Linked DNA regions of Homo sapiens: all the other regions are linked to region 2. A link is a loop called in an ENCODE intact Hi-C map of the cell type or tissue named here. Cell type or tissue: ascending aorta. All regions are shown on one strand. Links, peaks and the distances in the headings refer to the core of each region. The heading gives the core; the rest is flanking DNA.

Region 1 (7,795 bases), core at 1,463-6,462, 320 kb before region 2:
TGCCCCACCAAATGAAAAGTTACAGGAGGTCTGCCCATTTGAAAACATGATGATGACCGTTCTGGCTCTAGTTAATCAACCAGATCCCAGATGGAATTTCTAGGCACTTTGGGCTTCCCCCGTGACTTCTTGTGGGACAGACAGACAAATCTAATAAAGAAATGATGAGGTTGGCCGGGTGCAGTGGCTCATGCCTGTAATCCCAGCACTTTGGGAGGCCGAGTCAGGCGGATCACTTGAAGTCAGGAGTTCGAGACCAGCCTGGCCAACATGGTGAAACCCCATCTCTACTAAAAATACAAAAATTAGGCAGATGTGGTGGCACACACTTGTAATCTCAGCTACTCAGGAGGCTGAGGCAGGAGAATCACTTGAACCCAGGAGGCGGAGGTTGCAGTGAGCTGAGACTGCACCACTGTACTCCAGCCTGGGTGATAGAGCACAACTCCGTCCCAAAAAAAAAACGAAAGACAAGAAAAAAGGAAAAGAAATGCTGAGGGCTACGTGCGAAACAAGGACTTGGCTTCGTCCCTTACCCTGTGCTACGGCAGTGATGAGCAGATCAGCAGACACAAGAAAAGACAGCATCTCCCCTTCAGAAGCTTCTGGTCCAGTTAGGCAAAGAAGAAAGGCACATTTATTTAATATCTACTATATGCTAGGCATGGAGCTTCATATTTCCTCAGATCAGCCCTGCAGGGGAGGTACCATTACCCTCAATTTGCAAACAGGAAATCTCAGTCTTTTAGGATTAAAAAGGAAGTGGCAGAGTCAGGAACGGAAACCTAAGGTTCTCTGGTGCCCAGTCGATTGTGAGGTGCCCCTCAAGGCTGACCTTGGGGCAGGGAGGTAAGGGAGTGACACTCAAGCACGATGGCATTTCTCTTCTGTGGTTTCACCACGGTGTAGGGCATAGGCATCTGTGGAGCAGGTCAGAAATGTGAACGGTCAGCCCAAGGCACTTTCCCCCATTAGAGACTACAAAGACCTTGCTATGGAAACCATTCATTTAACGGCAGCTGCTGTTCATTAGGGGTTTACAACATGTGCCAGCCTTGTCCCAAGTAAATGCAGTCCTTTCTGATATGACCTCACAACAACCCCATTAGAAGGGTGCTGTCACTAGTTCCATTTTACAGTTGTGGGAAACCGAGTTCTGGAGGGTTTTGAACTTGCCCACGGTCCCATCGGAAGTGAAGGTGGGATTGTGACACAGGCAGTCGAGGCTGGAGCCTACTCTGCACTGTTTTCGGGTCTGTTTGCCAAGCTGTCCTCTCCCCAGAAAGCACTTGCCTGGACCTGCCAATCCCTGTTCTATGATCCTTTCCCTGGGTCTCTAAGACTGGCTAGCCCCTTTCTGTTCACACAACCTTTTCCTAATAAGATGCAAAAGAAAAGAACTGATGTCAACTGACCAGACTGCAGGGGTGCCCCAGCCCTGCATCCTCAGATGACTCTGAATTCACCTTGATTGGCATATCAGATGTCCCTAAGCCCCTGGGTCACTCAGACAGCCTGGTGGTTGGCTCCTGTGGGATGCTGATCACCGTCACTTTTCTGAGGATGGGCTCGTGGTGAGCCTCCCCTGCCGCCCACCCTGCCCCCTGAAATATATATTTGAGAAGAGCCTGGCATGGTGCCGGGCACAGAGTGGGGACTTGATGCATGCCAGTCCCCTTCCTTCATCCTTTTTCTGCAGTCTTGAAAGAGTAGATTGGGCAGTGAGGAGAGGGAGATTTGGGGGATACGGTAAGAAATGGTTGGACTTCTTTTGGCACAGAACTTCCTCACTTTTCCTGGACATCCTCACCAGGGAACTGACCTGTGAAGGGCATGTTCAAGGTCAAGAGTCCATAACTTGGGTTTGTGGACTTTTAGGCTGTCCTAGAATGTACCTCCCTTCCTGAATGTACATATTGAATGTTGCCCGTGGGCTTAGTCTTTTAAGAAGATTCCTTTGGATTCTCAAGGGGCTATATGACTCATGAAAGCTTAAAAACTGCTGCTTGAAGGGAGCTTCCAAACATTGGCAGGGCCCTGTACACCCCTTGATGTTGTCCTGACCCTCTGTCTCATCTCATTGTCACAGCACAGTGTGGGGGAACAGTGGAGGAGATGGAGGGGGTGATCCTGAGCCCCGGCTTCCCAGGCAACTACCCCAGTAACATGGACTGCTCCTGGAAAATAGCACTGCCCGTGGGCTTTGGTAAGTCTCTGCAGCCCCCAGAGGAGACAGGCTTCAAGCCCAGACCCTTGAGCTTAAAACTACTGTCCGCCAAAATCTCTTAGCACAAACTTGGGCCAAGTCTGTTTAGTACTCTGCCTCTCTGTTTTCTCATCTGTTGACCTCTTGTACAATTGTGAAGACCAATTAAGAATGGCAGAGATTAACATATAGGGGGGAGAAAAATCTTAGGGGTTGCCATTATTATTATTTGAGCCATAAACTAAAATCCAGGAATGTGGAATGAGAAATTACTCGGATTATACCTAACTAACACTGTATCACTTGATATTAAAAATAAAAAATAAAAATAAATTACTCAGGGACTTAAAAAAAAAGGCGGGGGTGGGGCGGAAATCTGTCGTACAGAGACTGGACCTCAAGTTGTACTTTTAACCCCAGTGTCTAATTTATCATCCTAATTAAATTGAGCCAAATCAATGAGAAATCGAGTTTGCATTCTTCTTCGTATGCACATTCTAGCTGGCCTAGAGACTGGGAAGGTTGTTTTTTTGGTTTTGGGGGGTTATTTTTGTTTTGTTTTGTTTTTGGAGCTGGAGTATGCTAGGCATGGGAGGTTGTCAGGGTGTGGAGGACATCAGTGTGGGTACAAAATGTAATTGCTGGTGATCCACATATTATGCACTGGGAATATCATTTAACCCAAATGTCTCTGTTGAAGGGATGAGGGCTTTGTGCTGACATGGAACTGATGGGCCGTACGCACGGGTCATCTTGCCCAAGCCATTGCACTGCTTCTAGGAATGAAATGTCCCAAGGGGATTATGCCTGCATAGCCCTGAATGCCAGTCTGTGAGCCTCAGAAATGAAGATCTCCCATTTTATCCTTCATTATTCAGCCTGGAGTGTGATTAGAGATTAGGGAAGGGGCTTTTGGGAGAAAGCAGTCTAACTGGCCTTCTCTAAATCCGGTTGGAGGGGAGGAGAGAGCTTGGTGGCCCTCTGAAAGATGTTATTTTCTGTTCAGTACCATCTTCTGAAGGAAACTGGGTGTTCAGTACCATCTTCTGAAGGAAACTGGGAGCAAAGCGATGACGCCCTCGGCAGTCTTAGGAGACTCCAGACTTTGAGACATTAAGAGGATCTGGGAGACCCTGTACCTCTGCATCCAGTCTTGAGGCAGAACCAAGATGATAGAAGGTGGGGAGGGCAACATCCAAAGGCAAACAGAAGTTTGAATGAGGTGGCTTTCCCTGTAAGTCCTTATGTTCAGCCACCATTTTCACCTCTAAATTCTGGGTGCTAATTCAGGTTTCAGGGAAGAAGCTACTGCTGGGTCCAGTTGCAAAGGCCCGGGATCCCTTGCTTTCAAGTTAATGTTGGATTCTGCCGAGGTCCCTAACTTGGTACCTGGTCTCAGCGTGTAAAGAGCTGCTGCAGCTACATGCTGCTCCACTAGATGGCGGTCACAGTCCAGTTCTTTCCTTGGAGTTCAAGTCAGAAATTCCGCCATCCTTAAAGAGCCCCTTCTGTGGGCCTGCAGCCCGCAGGGCTCCTATATGAGGGGACGATGCCTGGGCAGTGGAATGGAAAGCACAGGCTCCTCAGATAATGTATACAAAGATGTCATCACAGCCTAACACGGTGAAAACCCGTCTCTACTAAAATACAAAAAATTAGCTGGGCCTGGTGGCGGGTGCCTGTAGTCCCAGCTACTTGGGAGGCTGAGGCAGGAGAATGGTGTGAACCCGGGAGGCGGAGCTTGCAGTGAGCCAAGATCGTGCCACTGCACTCCAGCCCGGGCGACCGAACAAGACTCTGTCTCAAAAAAAAAAAAAAAAACCATCACAAAATTATCTGCAACTTGGAAACAATCTGCATGTTCATGAGTTGGGGAGTGAACTGTATGGTTGGATAATTCATAAAATGGAATTAACATGCAGTTAAAATGAATGAACTATATTTTTGTATATTAACATGGATAGACCTTGAAAAACACAATATTATGTAAAAAACTGTATGTACAGTATAATATCATTTATGTAAATCTTGAAAACACATAAACCCAGATACATATTTAAGAATCCAAAACCATGAACTGGAAGGATAGCTTCCAAATTCATGTGATTGCTTCTGTGGAGGGCAGGAAAGGAATGGAACAGGGCAGGAGATGAAAGATCTTCAACATTAAGTGTCGAGTCTTTATTTTATTCTTTAAATGATCAGATGCAAAAAGAATTATACTCGTGCTTATTCTGAGCTTATTTGATAGCACAGATAAGCCAATTTTAAAAATGAAAATCCATCTATAATCTCATCGTGCAGCGATAATCACTAATGGCTTAGTCTCCCAGCGTTACCATGTAAGTCTCATGAAGACAAGGACCTTCTTGATCTTGCTCATCCTGTACAATGCCTAGCACAGCCCTGATGTACAGCAAATGCCCAGCAAATATTCCTAGCAGGCAAATTAATATTCTTCCATGTTTTATAATACAAAAATTAGAATTGTATACAGCATACTATTTGTCATCTGATTTTTACAATTATCAATGCAATATGGGCTTTTTCCTATGCTCAGTAAATATATTTCTTCAATAACATTTTCCATGGTGATCTAATTTTGAAAAATCTTATCAGTAAACAAACATAAATGTTCCCACCTTCGTTCTTGAAAGAGTATATTACTATGTACATTAAGAACTTAATTAGATTTATTTAACCTGTCAGGTTGCTAGAATGTCTTGATTAACTCACTAAGATCCCAAAGTAGAAACTTTATTTGGCTTCTTTATGGAACAGAGGGGACAATGTATACTTCTAAGCCCTACGTTTCTGAATTATCATAAGAGTTCTAGAAAACAGCAGTATTGAAGGTCTTGTCTTTTGATTAAGTATTGGGGGTGTTATTTTTAAATGAAAAGTTTATTCTAGCAAAACTATCTTTATGCTGATATTGGACATATGAATCATAAATTTAAACAAGTGTTGACCCTGAACTTTGTTTTCAACAAAATAAAATGAACTCCAGTGGAGCTCTGAAATGACTGATGCCTTTATTTTTGAATGAATAATACACTTTTAAGTTCAGCCCTGTCAAAGACAAGAGACTTGGCTGGACGGGCAATTCCCAAAGCCAGTTCTAGGAGCCTTGGCTGGGTGGGAAATCAGTAGCAGGGACTCATGGCTCTGGCAGGAGCTGCTTTCATGAGGCAGCACACTTGAGGCAGGACTGTGTTGCTTTGGGCACTGTCTGCCTCTGTCTTGCTCCCAGGAGCTCACATCCAGTTCCTGAACTTCTCCACCGAGCCCAACCACGACTACATAGAAATCCGGAATGGCCCCTATGAGACCAGCCGCATGATGGGAAGATTCAGTGGAAGCGAGCTTCCAAGCTCCCTCCTCTCCACGTCCCACGAGACCACCGTGTATTTCCACAGCGACCACTCCCAGAATCGGCCAGGATTCAAGCTGGAGTATCAGGGTAAGGACAAGGAGCACCGCCTTTGCTTCTCTGTCTATCTCCATCTCTTGCCCCAGCCACCCACCTTCCCAGCCTTCCATGTGGGGGAAAACAGAACACCATAAGGGGTGGGTTGCGGTGGCAGGCCCAGTCAGGGAAGCTTCCTTTTGGTGGCAGATCTCTCCGGACCCCATTTGTCAGCTTAAGTTCTCCCACAGCCTTTTCAAGAGTGGCAGGCCCAACAGCACCCTCTGAGGCTCCCACTCTGTACAGCTGTCCCTGGGCAAGTGGCCCATCTGTGCCTTCTCAGGTGTCCCAAACTGTCCAGCCAGTCACTTCCCCTCGGGCTTGATAAACTGAATTACTTCCCCAGGGTCCTTCCCTGCACATCAAGCCCAATTACTCTCAGCAAAGCTCTTCCTATGACAGGATGGAGGATTCTAGTAACAGTCCCAAGGGCACCTCTAAGCCTTGCACAAGGAGCAGGTTTTCCTGTGAGGCCCAACCACACTCACCACAGCTCCACCTCTCTGAAGTGGGATCCCGTGACCGGCCCCACTCATTCTGGGACATTCCCTGGAAAGAGCCCCATCTACACTCAGGTTCCCCTGTGTTGTAGACCATCCATCACCTGTGGATGTGGAGATTGTGCCCAACCTGTGCAGCTGTACATGGTCCTGAGTAAGCCCAACCTCGCCCTTGGATGCTTCCCTTATTGTGACTGACCGAAGCATTTGTTCTAATCCCTTTCCCAGATTCTTCCACTGAATTTTTAAAAATATTTTTAGATTTTTTTTCCAATACTAATTCATGTTTGTAAAAAAAAAAAAAAAAATCTAAACACTGTAGATAATTTTGTGAGCACATTGTGTTAGCTCAGGCTGCTGTAACAAAATACCATAAGCCAAGTGCCTTACAAACAGCAGAAATTTATTTCTCACAGTTCTGAGGGCTAGGAAGTCCAAGATCACAGTGCCAGCAGATTCCGTGTCTGGTGAAGACCCACTTTCTAGTTCATAGACAGTATCTTCTCACTGCGTCCTCACATGGTGGAAGGGGCAAAAGAGCTCTCTCAGGCCTCTTTTATAAGGGAACTAATCCCATTTAGGAGGGTGGGCCACCAAATGCCCTGCCTCCAAATACCCTCACATGAGGGATTAGGTTTCAACATAGGGATTTGATGGGACAGAAATATTCAGGCCCTAACACCCGTCACAGGAAGTCAAAATCCTCCCATAATCCCATCCTGTCACTACCCTATGCAGAGATACACACTTTCAACAATTCAATATGTATTCCCCGCTTTTCTCGGTATATATATTGCTGTAGCTATATTTTTAGCCAAAATTGGATCGTACTATAGTTTTCCAATTTTGTTTTTTAAAGTTAATTTTTAATTACACAAACAATTTACAAACATATTTATCTTTTAAAAAAAGAAAAATACAAGAAAGAAATTAAAACCTTACAAGTAAGGCCAAAGCTCTCTTTGTCTATAGCCTCCAAACCCAGGATTATTCTCCAGAAACGGCTACTATTGTTTAGTTGTGACCTTTCCAGGCCTGGATATATGTATGCTACATGTACCTGTGAAAAATATGTAACATTTTATAAAATTTTTTGACCACGTTTTCTATATAAATAGTACCATCCTATATGCAGCTTTCTGAGAGTTGACTTCTTTATTCTGGAAATAATATGGTGGGGATGGAGCTCCTCCCTTGCCAGAGAAGAATACTGAGGGGGTACTGGGCTTCTCATTTAGGGAAAGCCTTAAAGGGCATCCCACGAGGTGGGTGCAACTGAATCAGTTCTGCAGGAGACTTCAGGGTTCCGGGGTCCATCTCAGGGAAAGCTTTGGTAAGTGCGGCTGGGCTTGTCATCTAGAGGGAGCCTCAGGAGAAGCTGGGCCTTGCACCCAGACAGAGCCACTTCACTGGTGTTAGCACAGCTGCCACACCCAGGGAAGGTGTGTGCAGGCTCATCACAGAGGCCAGCCTTGCCCAAGGATGTCTGTGCCTATTATCTGGGAGGTGTGTACCTGTCAAACAGGTCATGACGCGTCGGATGGCCGTGATGTCACAGGAGGGACTTGGTCCCAAATATGTCCTCTCAGAGACAGATGCAACGCCTTCCCCCAAGGCTTT
Region 2 (7,795 bases), core at 1,860-6,859:
GCCCATCCCCACCCCATTTCCCTGGGCCCGCCACCCAGCCCATCACTGCACCCTTTGGTCCTGTGGATCTCCCACCCCTCTCGTTTCTGCCTCCTGAAGCTGCCGCACCCCTCTGCTCAGTGATGCCCAGGGCACAGCTCGAGAGGTGCGAGCCAGGCACTCAGGGGCGAAGGGCTCACTCCGGCTGCTTCCTGCCCCTCCCACCTGGGGGTCCCCTTTGCAGTCCAGAAACCTAGGCCCGAGCCTTCCCTCAAGACCTGAGGCCATGGCAAGAGAAGGTCCCACATTGCCCTCTGGTTCTCTGCGTCCATCTGTCCGATTCTTTAAATTTCTCGGTCTTAGCAGCACCAACTTCCTGGCCAATAAATATCTTTTCTGTTATTTCCAAAACAAACTTAAAAAAAAAAAACGAAAAAAAAAAAAACAGTGAAGCAAGTGAAGGGTGGGGAACAAAAAGAAAACTCAACAGAGAGGTTCAAAGTGCTCTGAGATCGTCTTTGGATGCCACCAAAACAGTCCAGAATCTTGCAGTTGGCCTGGCCGCCCCCGGACTGGACCAGGCAGGGCTTCTGCGGACCAAGCTTTCTGGAAGATTGGGAAGGTCGTGAGAGAGCTTGGTGGTTCCTGGAGGGCCCCCGGAGGGAGCTGGGGCCTGGTGCTGCCTGGGTCTGTGTCTGCCAGTGGGCCGGGTGGGGCGGCGCCTCCAGTGGGCTCAGATGAGAGAGATTCGCACCGGGATGCCGGGGGACTCCGTCCTCTGGGGCGAGTGATGGCTCACCAGGTGCTCCACCACCGTGTGTTTGGACATGTGCTTCATCAGGTAGGTCTCCTGTGGGCAGGGATGAGATTCAGAACAGGGAACCACCAGCAAGGGAGGGAGAAGAGGCTGCAGTTCCCACCAGCAGCCACTGGAGGGCTCTTGGTAGGCGGTTCAGAGGGTGGAGGACAGCCACAGTTTTGCAGGGTCAGATGGGCGTCGGCCATTGGTTCTAGAGACACTGCACTGCTGCCAGTATGAGTGCTGGCTGGAGAGCTCACCCCTCAGCAATGCCCACCTGTGGCTCTCCAGGGCCAGGCCCCCAGGCCCTTGCCACCTGGATGTAGCTGGGTATACTGGCTGAACCTCAGCCCTGTCTGCCAGGTGAAGCACTGTGCCTGCATCTGGCTGGTGATCCCAGTGACAGTGAGGCAGCAGGACTGGGTCTGAGCCTAGCTCTGCTCTTTCTTAGTGGTGAGAACTTGGACAAGTCATCTTGTCTCTCTGAGCCTCAGTTTCCTCCTCTGTAAGCAGGCATAGGGGAGGAACAACCTCAACAGGTTGCTGTGGTGACAAAGATCAAGCCCTTAGCATGGAGTAAGGGTTGAAGGGTCCACTCCTGCCCCAGTCTCTACATTTCCTTTCCTTCCTTTTCTTAAGGTCTCACTGTGTCGCCCAGGCTGGAATGCTGTGGCACAATCACAGCTCACCACAGCCTCAACCTCCTGGGCTCAAGCAGTTCTCCCACCTCAGCCCTCCAAGTAGCTGGGACTACAGGTGGGTACTATCATGTCCTCCACTGGCTCTGCTGGATCTGACCTGAGGCACCAGGACTGGGTAGGTGAGGTTGTGACCCAGGGCTCACTGCAGGCCCAGAAGCCCTCACACTAAGCCACATCCTTCCAATCGCCTTTGCCAGAAGCAGAGGCGGTACTCCCACCTGCCACTCCTTGACTTCAGACCTCAATATGCTCAGAACCCAGCAGAGGAAGCCCTCAAATGTGGCGGCAACATGCTATCCAATACCAGAGGGAAGCAACCTGCAAATTCCTAGCTAGGAAACTATTCTTCAGTGAATAAATAACAAAGAAAAAAAGTGGGGGTAAGGGGACCTAGAGATTAAAAGATCTACTGAGCTACTACGATGCAGGAATCTTATTTGGATCTTGATCTAAAAAGAATAATGTAGGCTGGGCACGGTGGCTCATGCCTATAATCCCAGCACTTTGGGAGACTGAGGCGGGCGGATCACCTGCGGTCAGGAATTCGAGACCAGCCTGGCCAACATGGTGAAACCCCGTCTCTACTAAAGATACAAAAACATTAGGTGGCCATAGTGGCACATGCCTGTATTCCCAGCTACTCGGGAGGCTGAGGCAGGAGAATCGCTTGAACCTGGGAGGCGGATGTTGCAGTGAGCTGAGACTGTGCCACTGCACTCCACCTGGGTGACAGAGCAAGACTCCGTCTCAAAAAAAAAAAAAAAAAGAGGAATCATGTAAATACACCAAATCATGGCATTCGTGACACAAATGAAAATGTCAATGCTGAACGGGTATTTGAGTATCTGATGATGATAAGGACTTTGGTTAATTACTTTTTGATATTCCAAAGGTATTGTGGATATGCTCAAAAAAGGAGTCTTTATCAGAGAGATAAAGTGCAATTTTTAGAAATAGTATGATGTCTGGATTGTACTTCAAAAAATAGGAGTATGGATGAGGCAGGATTGGTTGATGGTGTAGGAGGTTATGGAAAACTTGAGCCTTGGAGAGAGGCAGGGACTGACTGGAGATCAGCTAGCCAAGCGAGGGCTCCTGCTCACCCCTTTGGAGCCCTTTTCCCTGCAGATTCTGTCCTCTTCGCCTCCTGACCCTCCTCTGCCCTTTGAACTCCAGGGAAGAATAAATGTTACAGACTCAGCACTTAGCAAGTGGCAGCCCTGCCCGGCACCTGACAAGTACTGCCAACAACCCCACCTATGATCCATGAACAGCCTCCAGCCAGAGTGACCTTGCAAAAATACCTTCCCTGCCAGGCACAGTGGTGCACACCTGTAGCCCCAGCTACTCTGGAGGTTGAAGCAGGAGGATCCCTTGAGCCCAGGATTTTGATTCCAGCCTGGGCAACATAGCAAGACCCCGTCTCTAAAATATACCAAAAAAAAAAAAAAAAAACCCTTCCTGACAGTCCCCTCCCTGTAGCTTCCCATTCCACCTGAAAAAATATCCAAACTTTTCTAACAGAGCCCCAAGGCCCCAACTGACCTAATTTCCTTTGAGTTCTTGTAACGTGCCAAGTTTGTTACCCCTCAGGGGGTTCGCACTCAGTGTTCGCCTGCATGGAAGCTTCTTTCCCCTCTTTCTCCTCCTCATCCAATTATCCTTCAAGGCTTCACCTAAGTGTTGCTCCTCCAGGTGGTCAATCTGGACTCATCCCCCTTCCCAGCTCCATTGTGTCCTCCCTGCTGTCTTTCAAAACACACTTTTATCACAGTGGTTCTCAATTGAGGTGATTTTGCCCCCCAGGGACAAAGAGCCAGGATGAGAACCCAGGAGTGGCAGGGACAAAAGGAGCTCCCAGGGAGGACACAGAGGGACAGAGCTTCAGGGCCATGCTGTCCCCCAGGATGCAGGACTCCAGAATGCAGGACGGCATGGCCCTGCAGCTCAGCCCCTCTGTGTCATCCCTGAAGACATTTTTTGGCTGTCACCACTTGGGGAGCGGTTGCTACTGGCATCTAGCGGATGGAGGCCTGGAATGCTGCTCAGAGCCCTGCCACGTGCAGGCCAGCGCCCACAGTGGAAAGGTCCGGCCCAAATGTCCATCTGGACTAGGGCCGAGAGTCTCTGCTTTACAGCAGCTACACAATTTCCCGTCAAACAGTTACGTGTGTACTTGTTTAATACTTGTCTCCAACAGTTCTTAATTTCCCTGGGGACAAAAAATAGATCTGTCTGGCTCATCCCAATGCCCGAGCACCAGGCAGAAGTGTTTAGTAAAGACTGAGTGAATAAATAATGGTACTAGCTCAGGTTGATTTGGCACCACTCTGCCAGCCAACAGCCCTGTGAGTTCATCCATTTGACAGATGAGGAAACTGAGGCTCAGTGACCTCTATGTCGGGGATACGGGGTCTGTTAACTAGAATATTAGATCAAACAGAAGCACACACTCAAGCGATTCGCCTGGGGGTGAATGGTATTTCTGGGTGCCAAAAGGCCCTCGTTTGGGGAAATTCCCACCCAGGGACGGGAGCTGAATGCTCTGAGCTTTCCGGGCTGCTCAGGCCTTTCCTGAGATGAGGGTGGCTATGGGCCATGTCACTGCGCCACCTTGTGGCCACAATGGGGGTTGCAGCTTCCTGGGTGACAGGAAGGCGCTTCTCTCTGTAGCTCTGCGGAGCAGGTGAAAAGCCTCCTGCCACTGCTGTGAGTACTCCAGGGCCTCGGAGACTCAGGCTAAAGGTGAGCAGGAGGCTAGGGGCTTGGTCAGGGGTAGCTGAAACCAGAAGTGGGAAGCAAAAGCTCTGGTTCTCCCCTTCCCTGTGATCTCAGGGTGTCACTTCCCTTCTCTAGGCCTCAATTTGTCTGGAAAATGGGAAGAGTCGACACAGATCTGACAATGGGGAAGCAACTGAGGCCTGGAAGACGAAGTGGCTCCCCCGGGGCAGGGCACAGGCCGACCGGCACTCACCGAGGTGTAGGCCCGCCCACACATGCTGCAGCAGTAGGCCTTGGCGTGCTTGATGGCGTGGGCCGAGAGGTGGATCTGCAAAGAAGCGGAGTCCGAATAGGCCCGGTAGCAGTTGGGACACTTGTAGGGCTTGTCCTTGTTGTGCTGGCGCTGGTGAGACTGTAGGGGCACAGCAGGGGGTCAGGAGAGGAACAGGGCTCCCTCACCCCACCCCCTTCCTACGCTTCCTTGTGGGGGTGGGTGGGGGGGCACCAGAGCACCTGGTGGGCAGGAGGCAGGCAGGCACTCACCTGGAGGTTGGAGAGCTGAGTGAAAGCCTTCTCGCAGCCAGGATGTGGGCACTTGTAGGGTCTGTCGCCTGTGTGGATTCTGTAATGGGCAGCCCAGTAAGGTCGAAGTCCCTGACACACACCCCAAGACCGCTCCAGTTCCCAAGTCCTTACTCTGGCCCCTAAGCCTCTCGGTCCCTACCCTGCCCATGCTCCCCAAGGACCAAGAGTGAGCCCAGGCAAGAGCTGGGGACTTCAACGGCCATGGCTCTTCCTTCCTTCTCTGGCCTCCACTGCCAGTCTGACCAGAGCCTCCTACTTCCCACAGGTCCCAGCTGTCCCCAGCCCACCACCAGAGCCCTTGCAGCAACCCAGTGCAGGCCTCGGAGAGGGCCTGATTTGGCTGCCCCTCTCTTTGAAAACCCCACACTACGGACCACATATTGCAAAGAACACAGATGCACAGCTTTGTCGGGACCTTCCCTGCCCACCCAGCCTCCTTCCCTAAGAAGAAGGAGACATCTCCCTCTAATTGGCCCCAGACACTTATTTCCTGTCCCTACCCCATGTCAGGCACATCTCCGTGACAGCTGCATGGTCACCCCAGTAAATGGGAGAATGTGGGACAGCATGGCCCTGAAGCTCAGCCCCTCTGTGTCCTTCCTGAGAGCTCCTTCTGTCCCTGCCACTCCTGGGTTCTCATCCTGGCTATTAACCAGCTGGGTGACCTTGGACAAACCACTGAGCATCAGTTTCCTCATCTGCAAAATGGGTATAAAAATACAGTTCCTATCTCATCGGGCTTTGTGAAGATAACATCAGATAATGCATGTAAAGGGCTTAGCCTAGTGTTGGTACAAAGTAAGCACTCAACGTTTGCCAGTTATCGTTATTCATTCACATTCATTACATTGGGTACCCATGCCCCAGGCACTGTGCTAGGTATTTGGAATATATCATGAACAAAACAGACAAAAGCCACTGCCTGGAGGAAATAAGCAACAAGCGTGAAATAAGTAAATCACATGTAGAAGGTAGTAAGTTCTGTGGGAAAAACAACAAGATGGGGAGACCATGAGTGACGGGAAGGAGGGATACAGTTTTAAACGGAGATAAGGGCCTCATGAGGAAGGTGACACTGGGGCAGTGACTTGAGGGCTGATGACCCTGTACCTGCCCAACAGCCCAGGTGAGGATGGAGCTGTGGACTGGGTGATGATGTCCACAAATGGAGCTCAGCAGCCTGGCATGCACTAATAGTGGCCTTCCCTGCTTTCCACACTCATGCCTTTGCACCATCTCCCTGGGCGTGTCTTCAAGCATCTGTTTGGGCAAATCTGCTGTACCAAGCAGGTGAGCAATGAAATGCCAGCTGGGCCTGCACCTTGTTTGCCTAATTTGTTGAGGAACAGAAGTGGAGGGGAATATCCAGATTTTATCAAAAGGGTGTCCACTCCTTCCTTCCAAGGCCCCAGCCCCTCTCACTGACTGGGTTTGCCATCAGCCCATCAACAAACTCATCAAAGAAACTAAAGCCCCTCTGGCCAGGCCCAGTGTTAGACTTAGAGACACAGGGTTGAGTAAGAAACACTCCCTGCTACCAATAAGCCCATTGGCTGCCATTATAAACACTGACAAAGTCCAAATTCCTTATATGTCATTCAAGCCTTCACCAGGTGGTCCAGCATCCCCTCCCTGCTCGTACGCACCCTACGTCCTGGTCAGATAATGATTCTTCCCTGCCAGCCATGTCTGATAAGTCTCCCCACACCTCTGCTATGTCTGCATCCTCAGCACTGGGACCTCCCCAGCTCTTTTGCCCAGTAAATGTCAGCTCATCCTTCCAGATTCGTTGGCGAGTGGGGCTCTGCGGAATCTCCCGAGCGAACTGCTCACCCCACAGGCTTCCAGAGCACATTCCTCACCACAGAGCCAACCCCACTGGACTCTCAAGGCCTCCCACACTTCTCTCCCCTGCTAGATGGGGAATCCCGAGGGCAGGGACGGGCCCCAGTCTCAGGATCAAGGCCTGGGGTCTGGCCTTCCACAACAGCTGTGCCAAGAGAAGCTGGGCTGACCCAGTTCTGAGCACCCCTGCACATTTCTGGATGTCACATGTTTCAGGATCCCATCCCAGGCTGCTGCACCGTCTCTACAATGGAAGGACCTTAAGGGTCATCTGGACCAACTCCGCCTGAGGCCAGCATCCTCTTCACTTCATCCCATCCTCATTCTCTCTAGGGCTGGGGAATTCGTTTACTTAGGCTCCCCATCACCTAATCCTTAAGGGTCCCCAGGACTCACACTGCCTTTGTTTTAAACCCCACAACCAAGTCCAGGACCAGACGGATTCACAGCCGAGTTCTACCAGAGGTACAAGGAGGAGCTGGTACCATTCCTTCTGAAACTATTCCAATCAATAGAAAAAGAGGGAATCCTCCCTAATTCATTTTATGAGGCCAGCATCATCCTGATACCAAAGCCTGGCAGAGACACAACAAAAAAAAGAGAATTTTAGACCAATATCCCTGATGAACATCGATGCAAAAATCCTCAATACAATACTGGCAGACTGAATCCAGCCACACATCAAAAAGCTTATCCACCATGATCAAGTGGGCTTCATCCCTGGGATGCAAGGCTGGTTCAACATACGCAAATCAATAAATGTAATCCAGCATATAAACAGAACCAACGACAAACACCACATGATTATCTCAATAGATGCAGAAAAGGCCTTTGACAAAATTCAACAGCCCTTGTTGCTAAAATCTCTCAATTAATTAGGTATTGATGGGACGTATCTCAAAATAATAAGAACTATTTATGACAAACCCACAGCCAATATCATACTGAATGGGCAAAAACTGGAAGCATTCCCTTTGAAAACTGGCACAAGACAGGGATGCCCTCTCTCACCACTCCTATTCAACATAGTGTTGGAAGTTCTGGCCAGGGGAATCAGGCAGGAGAAAGAAATAAAGGGTATTCAATTAGGAAAAGAGGAAGTCAAATTGTCCCTGTTTGCAGATGACATGACTGTATATCTAGAAAACCCCATCGTCTCAGCCCA
Region 3 (7,795 bases), core at 1,463-6,462, 160 kb before region 2:
CATCCACAAACCTGAAACTCATTCCCGATTCCTCTCTTTGCTCATCCCCAGCAGCTAGCCCTGTTGTTGACACCACATCAGGACCTACCCTGAATCTGCCCACATCTGTCTATCTCCATGGCTAGGCTCCTAGGTCACAGGGCCATTAACTCTTGCCTGGATGATGGCAATGGTCTCTTGACTTGTCTCTCTGCTTTCATTCTTGCCCCCTGCAACCCATCCTCCACACAGAATCTCGAGTGAGTTTTTAAAAATATACCATGGCTGGGCGCAGTGGTTCATGCTGGTAATCCCAGCACTTTGGGAGGCCAAGGTGGGAAGATCACTTGAGGTCAGGAGTTTGAGACCAGCCTGGCCAACATGGTAAAACCCCATCTCTACTAAAAATACAAAAAAAAAAAAAATTAACCGGGTGTGCTGGCAGGCACCTGTAATCCTAGCTACTCAGGAGGCTGAGACACGAGAATTGTTTGAACCTGGGAGGCAGGGATTGAAGTGAGCCAAGATCGCACCATTGCACTCCAGCCTGGGAGACAAAGCGAGACTCTGTCTCAATAAATAAATAAATAAATAAATAAATAAATAAATAAATAAAAATATAAACCATATCACAGCACTCTCTTGCTTAAGCCCTTCAATGGCTTCCCATCACATTTATAATTTTTTTTTGTCTGACCTACAATGCCTTACCTGAGCTGGTTCTCACCCACCATTGAATACCAACCATGCAACTCCCCCCATCTCTCTCTCTCTCTTTCCCAACACACTTGGCCTTCTCTCTGCTGATCAGAAGGGCCACGCCCACCTCCACCTAAGGGCTTTTGCAGTAGCTGTTCTCTTTCCCTGGTAAGCTCTGCCCACCTGTGATGGGTTTTTGCTTTTGTATTCTGGAAGGTTTGTTGTTTGTAGATGTGTCTGTGTGTATGCATGCGTGTGTGTGTGTGTGTGTGTCTGTTTTTACTAACCATGAGTTAATGCTACAAGACTGATGGTTTTAAATATGAGTCACCACGTTAGGAACTTTTGCCTGAGACAAAACAATACTCCCAGGACATTGAGAGGCTCTGTTCTCCCACCCTATTTTCTTAGCAGATAGCATGACTTTGAACCTAAAACAAAATAAAACTCTTTGAAGTCTTTCCAACAATGAAAAGACATAATTTGGTAATAATAACAATAATATGAAAACAAAATAGAATTTAAGACAAATCATTAAGTGATTAAAGAGGATCATGTGGAAATAATAAAAGCTCTATTACTAGAGCCACAAAACACACACATCAAAGCTTTTAGAACTATAAGGAGAAGGTGACAGAAGCACAATTGTAGTTTTTATTTATTCACCCAACAATGTGCCAGGCACTGCGCTAGGTGGTGGGGAATAAGCAGTGAACAAAACATCTAAAATTCCTGAGACTGTGGAGCTTACTTTTAATGGGAGAAAACAGACAATTTTTAAAGTAAATATACAATATATTATATAATCATGAGTTATATGGTGAAAAATAAAGCAATGGGCCGGGCACGGTGGCTCACGCCTGTAATCCCAGCACTTTGGGAGGCTGAGGCAGGCGGATCATGAGGTCAGGAGATCGAGACCATCCTGGCTAACACAGTGAAACCCCGTCTCTTCTAATAATACAAAAAAATAGCTGGGCGTGGTGGCGGGCGTCTGTAGTCCCAGCTACTCGGGAGGCTGAGGCAGGAGAATGGCGTGAACCTGGGAGGCGGAGCTTGCAGTGAGCCGAGATTGCGCCACTGCACTCCAGCCTGGGTGATAGAGCGAGACTCCATCTCAAAAAAAAAAAAAAGAAAGAAAGAAAAATAAAGCAATGAAGGTGGATGGGGAGAAACAAGGGTAGGAATCAAGGTAGAATTTTAAGTAATGTGTCTAAGAAGACCTCTCTAGTGAGGTGACATTTGAACAGAAGCTTGAAGAATGGAGAGGGAACCACCCATCTCTCTGGCAGAGGAAGCAGCAAGTGCAAAGGCCCTAAGGTGGGAGGTGGAAGCCAGGAGGCCAGGGCGGCTAAAGTGGAATGAGCCAGAAGAGGGATAGCGGATGAAATCAGAGACATCTGCAGGGCATAGCCGCTCAGGGTGGCGCCGTAGACTGTTGTCAGGACTCTGGCTTTTATTCTGTATGAGATATGGGGTCATTAGAGGGTTTTCATCAGAGGAGTGACACAAGCCTGTTTATACTATCAAAGAATCATTCGGGCTGCTATGATAAGAGCAGAATTGCTGGGGATAGTGGTGGTTGCATGAGGACAGAAGCAGAGGGATAAGTGAGGAGTTGTTGCATTAAGTCAGGTGTAAGATAATGTGGGCTTGAACCCTGGTGATAGACTTGGGATTAAGAGGTTAAGACATGGTTAAATTCTGGATATATTTTGAAGATGGAACTGACAGCATTGGCTGATGAGTTGGACGTGGGGTGTGAGGAAAGAGAAGTCAAGGATGATGCCAAGACTGTGGGAGAACAGATTTAGAAGAATTAGTTCAACTTTTAAAGTACTCAGTTTAAAATGACTGTTATAGGCCAGGGGTGGTGCCTCATGCCTATAATCCCAGCATCTTGTGAGGCCAAGGCAGGTAAATTGCTTGAGCCCAGGAGTTTGAGACTAGCCTGAGTAACATGGTGAAGTCCCATCTCTACAAAAACATACAAAAATTTTCTGGGCGTGGTGGCACATGCCTGTAGTCCCAGCTACTCAGGAGGCTGAGGTGGGAGAATCACTTGAGCCCAGGAGATAGACCCTGCAGTGAGCTGTGATTGCACCATTGCCCTCCAGCCTGGATGACAGAGTGAGACCCTGTCTCAAAATAAATAAATAAAACAAAACAAAACAAAATGACTATTATATACCAAGTGGCTGTGTCAAATGACGCAAAGTGCTAGGCATAGGAGGCACTTGATACCTGTGTGCACATGTGTGTATGTGTATACATGTATGTGGCACATTTCATATGTGCATGTATGTATGTATGTTGTGGTTAGAACTACGTCCACCTCTTGGTGGCTGTGTGATCTTGGTGAGTCACCCAGCCTCTCTGGAATACAGAGATAACAGAGCCTACTTCACAGGGCATGGCGATTTTAAAACATGTCCACAATTTTTTGATTTTCCCCTTAAAAAACGGTGATGTCCAATTCCTCTCCCTTTGCATACAAGCAGGCCTTAGTGACCGGCTGCTAATGAGTGGAATGCGGCAGAGGTGGTACAAAAAGACTTCCAAGGCCAACTTAGAAAAACTTCCTCCTGGCTCTCACTCTGAGGACACTCGCCCCGGGAACCCAGCCACTATGTTGTGAAAAAGTCCAGGCCACAAGGAGAGGCCACATGGAGGTGTTCTATCTCACAGCACCAGCTAAGGTTCCAGCATCCACTGCCAGACTTGTGAGTGACAGCCCTCAGGTGATTCCAGTTGTCCCAGCAAATGCCAGATGGAGCAGACATGAAATGTTCCTGCCAAGTCCTGCCCAGGTTACAGGTCTGAGGGCAAATGGATGCTGCTCTTTTGGGTTGTGTGTTATACAGCAGTAGGGAGTTGGAACACTGGGAAATTGCTAAAGCATTTTGTACACTGGAAAGCCAGCTACAGAAATGGCTCATTAGTTGGTAGGCATCCTGAGCTACTCACTAGTGACTCCAGTTAAGTCTTCCAGAGCAGAATGTCATCTCAGGCCAGGCTCTGACTCCTTCCAGCACCAGGTGGCACTACAGTCATATCTGGCCCCTTATTTCCTCCTGCCCATCTTATGTCAGATCCTCACGCTCTCTCTCTCTCTCTCTCTCTCTCTCTCTCTACCACAGCATTGAACTTCTTCAACATGCTGCACCCACCTATGCCTCTGTGTCTTTTCTCATACTGTTCCTTCTGTCTAAACCACTTTTTCCTCCGTGGCCCCCCGGACGTCAATTCCCAGCCACCTCCTTCCCTCTCCTCTGGGCCTCACTTCACCCAGTCTCATCTAAAACAGGATCCAAAACCTTCTTGTAGGAAGAGCTTCTTTCCACTTCCCTAAAGGCTTGAGATCTGCGGGGAGGGGAGAGCACTTCCCAGAAATATGCAGGGCACAGTGACTTTTAGCACTGAAGTCCCAGAAGATGGGAGAAGGCGGAGGAGAGGTGGTACCTCCAGTGGCTGATGGAGAGGGAGGAGAGGAGGAGAGGGGAGGAGGGGTCGGGACAATCTGTGGGAGTTTGTGAAAGCAATTTTCAGTAATCAGATCATCTCCAGCCCCCTGGAAAGTGTTCCCACCAAGTTTTGTTTTTTGTTTTGTGTGTGTGTGTGTGTGTTTTTGTTTTTGTTTTTGTTTTGAGATGGAGTCTCGCTCTATCACCCAGGCTCAAGTGCAGTGGCACGATCTCGGCTCACTGCAACCTCTGCCTCCTGGGTTCAAGTGATTCTCATGTCTCAGCCTCCCAAGTAGCTGGGATTACAGGTACCTGCCACCACGCCCGGCTAATTTTTGTATTTTTTTTCTTTTTTATTTATTTTGTTTGGTAGAGACATGGTTTCACCATGTTGGTCAGGCCGGTCTCAAACTCCTGACCTCAAGTGATCTGCCCGCCTCGGTCTCCCAAAGTGCTGCAATTATAGGTGTGAGTCACCCACCAAGTTTATCCCAGGGCATGTCTCACTTATGCTAAAAGCAAGTCCATTCCCACAGTAGCCCCACTGCCTTGCTGACCCCCAGGGTCTCTCCACACTCCTCTGTGGAGCTTATCCACCCTTCTGAGCCTGATTTCACACAGCTGCTCCTGCAAGGCACAGCTGATCTCTGCAGATGCCTGCAGCCATGCTGCCAGGGAGCCCAGGCAGTATGCTGCTCCCACTCTGCTGCTGGGCAGAGCATGCACAGCTGCCACTTCCTGCTGCTCCATGGGGTGCCTGGTCCTTCACCTGCCAGACCTCACAGCTCTCCGAGCCCCCAAGATGGTGCGTAGTGCCAGGAAGCAGAACAGGGGAGAATGGCTCTGCATTTGTTTTCCAGGGCTGCGGTAACAAAGTTCCACTCCCTGGGTGGCTTAAATAACAGAAATGTATTCTCTCACAGTTTGGAAGGCTGGAAGTCTGAGATCAGGGTGTCAGAAGGCTCGGTTCCTTCTGGGGGCTGTGCGGAAAGGCTCTGTTCCAGGCCTCTCTCCTTAGCTTGTCAATGTTCATCTTCTCCCTGCTTCCCTTCACATGGTCTTCCCTCCATGTGGCCTAGCTTTGGGTTCAAACTGACCCTTTTTATAAGGACACTGATCATATTGGATTAGGGTCCACCCTAATGACTTCATTTTAATTGCCTCTGCAAAGACTACCTCCAAATAAGGTCACATTTTGAGGTGCTGGAGTCAGGACTCCAACACATCTTTTTTGGGGGAATACAATATGATCCGTAACATGCTCCTTCCCTTTGTATTACAGCGTTGATCTCGAGGCCATAGACCTCATTCATTCGAACGAGGCCACAATAGCATGTGGACACACATCATGCTAGCTCAGTATTGCCCCACGCACAAACCAGGTAACTGCAGGGCTCAGAACCATCACGAGGTTGCTTTGCCCCTCAGTGTCTTTGGGAATTCCTGCACTGTCTAGGCCAGGCAGGGCCACTGCTCACGCCACCTCTTCCACGATGGCCTTTGACTTCACTCTGGTGCTCCACGTGGTGGATGTTCATATGGCACCACTTGCTCTAAGGTACCTCTTCAAGTTCTGTATAACTGCTGCCTGACACCCCTCGCAAATCAATGCCTGGGACCCTGATCCTGGGCCTTGCCTTTTTATTCCAAAAAGGATAGAGAAACTGATCTACCTCCCCTTAGAGGAGAACCACAGCAGAATTGCTCAAGTCCTGAGGTGGTACATTATCTAGAAAGATGGCTATTTTTCCCCACATCTACAGATACATACAGATATTGGACCCAGAGCCACAACCCACCTCCATTCCTCAGATCCTCTGCTGAGTTCTGTTGTTCATTCCAGACTCCTTCATTCATTCAGCTACTATTTACTGAGTCCCTAATATGTTTGAGAGACCTAATAATAACTACATGTATTAGTTTCCTATTGCTGCTATAACAAATTACCACAAATGTAATGGTTACAGGCAATATAAATGTATTCTCTCCCAGCCCTGGAGGTCAAAAGTCCAAAAAGGGCATTCTTCTGGAGGCTTGAGGGGAGAATCCTGTTCCTTGGCTTTTTCAGCTTCTAGAGGCCTCACATTCCTCGGCTTGTGGCCCCATTCTGTCCTCTACTTTTTTTCTTTTTCTTTTTCTTTTTTGTTATTTTAATGTTTTTGAGTACATAGTAGGCGTATATATTTATGGGGTACATGAGATGTTTTGATACAGGCATGCAATGTGTAATCACATCTTGTAAAACGGGGTATCCATCCCCTCAAGTATTTATCCATTGTGTTACAAACAATCCAAGTATACTCTTTTGTTGTTTGTTTGTTTGTTTGTTTGTTTTTGAGACAGAGTCTCACTCTGTCACCCAGACTGGAGTACAGTGGCGCAATCTCAGCTCACTGTAACCTCTGCCTCCCAGGGTCAAGCACTTCTCCTGCCTCAGTCTCCCACATAGCTGGGATTACAGGTGCCTGCCACCACACCCAGCTAATTTTTGTATTTTTAGTAGAGACGGGGTTTTACCACGTTGGCCAGGCTGGTCTCAAACTCCTGACCTCAAGTGATCCGCCTGCCTCAGCCTCCCAAAGTGCTAGAATTACAGGCATGAGCCACTGCGCCTGGCCAAGTATACTCTTTTAGTTATTTTAAAGTATACAATTAAATTATCATTGACTATAGTCACCTGTTGTGCTATCAAATACTAGGTCTTATTCATTCCTCCTATTTTTTGTATGAACTAACCACCCCAACCTCCTCCACAGCCCCCCACTACCCTTCCTAACCTCTGGTAACCGTCCTTCTATTCTCTCTCCCCATGAGTTCAATCGTTTTGATTTTTAGACCTCAAAAGTAAGTGTGAACATGCAGTGTTTGTCTTTCTGTGCCTGGGTTATTTCACTTAGCATAATGACCTCCAGTTCCATCTGTGTCATTGTAAATGACTGGATCTCATTCTATTTCATGGCTGAGTGGCACTTCATTGTGTATAAGTACCACATTTTTTTTATTCATTCACCTGCTGATGGACACTTCAGTTGCTTCCAAATCTTGGCTACTGTGAACAGTGTTGCGACAAACACAGGAATGCAGATATCTCTTCAATACACTGATTTCCTTTCTTTTGGGTATAGACCCAGCGGTGGGATTGCTGAGTCGTATGGTAGCTCAATTTTTAGTTTTTTGTAGAACCTCCAACTGTTTCTCCATAGTGATTGTACTAATTTACATTCCCACCAACAGTGTATGAGGGTTCCTTTATCTCCACATCCTCATCAGCATTTGTTACTGCCTGTCCTTTGAATATAAGCCATTTTAACTGGGTTGAGAGGATATCTCATTGTAGTTTTGATTTGCATTCCTCTGATGACCAATAATGTTGGGCACTTTTTATATGCCTGTTTGCCATTTGTATGTCTTCTTTTGAGAAATGTCTATCCAAACCATTTGCCCATGTTTTAACTGGATTATTAGATTTTTTTCTTGTAAAGTTGTTTGAGATCCTCCTATATTCTGGTTATTAATCCCTTATCAGATGGGTAGTTTGCAAATATTTTCTCCCATTCTCTGGGTTGTCTCTTCTCTTTGTTGATGATTTCCTTTGCTGTGCAGAAACTTTATTTTTTTGTTGTTGTTTATGGTTTTTCTTTTTTGTAATCCAA

Evidence for each region. Hi-C counts contacts between places; a loop is a spot of excess contacts. Peaks named below come from ENCODE experiments on the same cell type or tissue, not always from the same donor. Only the 100,000 strongest peaks of a DNase experiment are listed, where the experiment ranks them.
Region 1: a loop joins it to region 2, with 4 times the contacts of the local background. A loop is called at or near these places in 41 of 110 quality-filtered maps.
Region 3: a loop joins it to region 2, with 4 times the contacts of the local background. A loop is called at or near these places in 62 of 110 quality-filtered maps.

The regions. Positions count from the first base shown.
Region 1 is chr1:33,608,915-33,616,709 of GRCh38, reverse strand. CSMD2 (CUB and Sushi multiple domains 2) reads left to right here. Exons shown (of 71, transcript NM_001281956.2): 40 at 2,090-2,206; 41 at 5,460-5,669. Among named protein-coding and RNA genes, the nearest start is that of ZSCAN20, 140 kb to the right of the region's middle. In ascending aorta, for the core only: a CTCF peak has its summit at 3,645 (motif pointing right); a DNase peak (open chromatin) is centred at 3,649; H3K27ac peaks cover 646 bases.
Region 2 is chr1:33,291,964-33,299,758 of GRCh38, reverse strand. It overlaps ZNF362 (zinc finger protein 362), which reads right to left. Exons shown (of 9, transcript NM_152493.3): 7 at 4,744-4,822; 8 at 4,454-4,612; 9 at 1-829. The coding sequence ends at 713. Among named protein-coding and RNA genes, the nearest start is that of A3GALT2, 25 kb to the left of the region's middle. RefSeq lists enhancers at 1-376, 3,953-4,463 and a silencer at 808-988. In ascending aorta, for the core only: a CTCF peak has its summit at 4,098 (motif pointing left); a DNase peak (open chromatin) is centred at 4,098; H3K27ac peaks cover 3,005 bases.
Region 3 is chr1:33,451,930-33,459,724 of GRCh38, reverse strand. No RefSeq gene overlaps it. Among named protein-coding and RNA genes, the nearest start is that of ZSCAN20, 17 kb to the left of the region's middle. RefSeq lists an enhancer at 4,358-4,857. In ascending aorta, for the core only: a CTCF peak has its summit at 3,716 (motif pointing right); a DNase peak (open chromatin) is centred at 3,694; H3K27ac peaks cover 1,913 bases.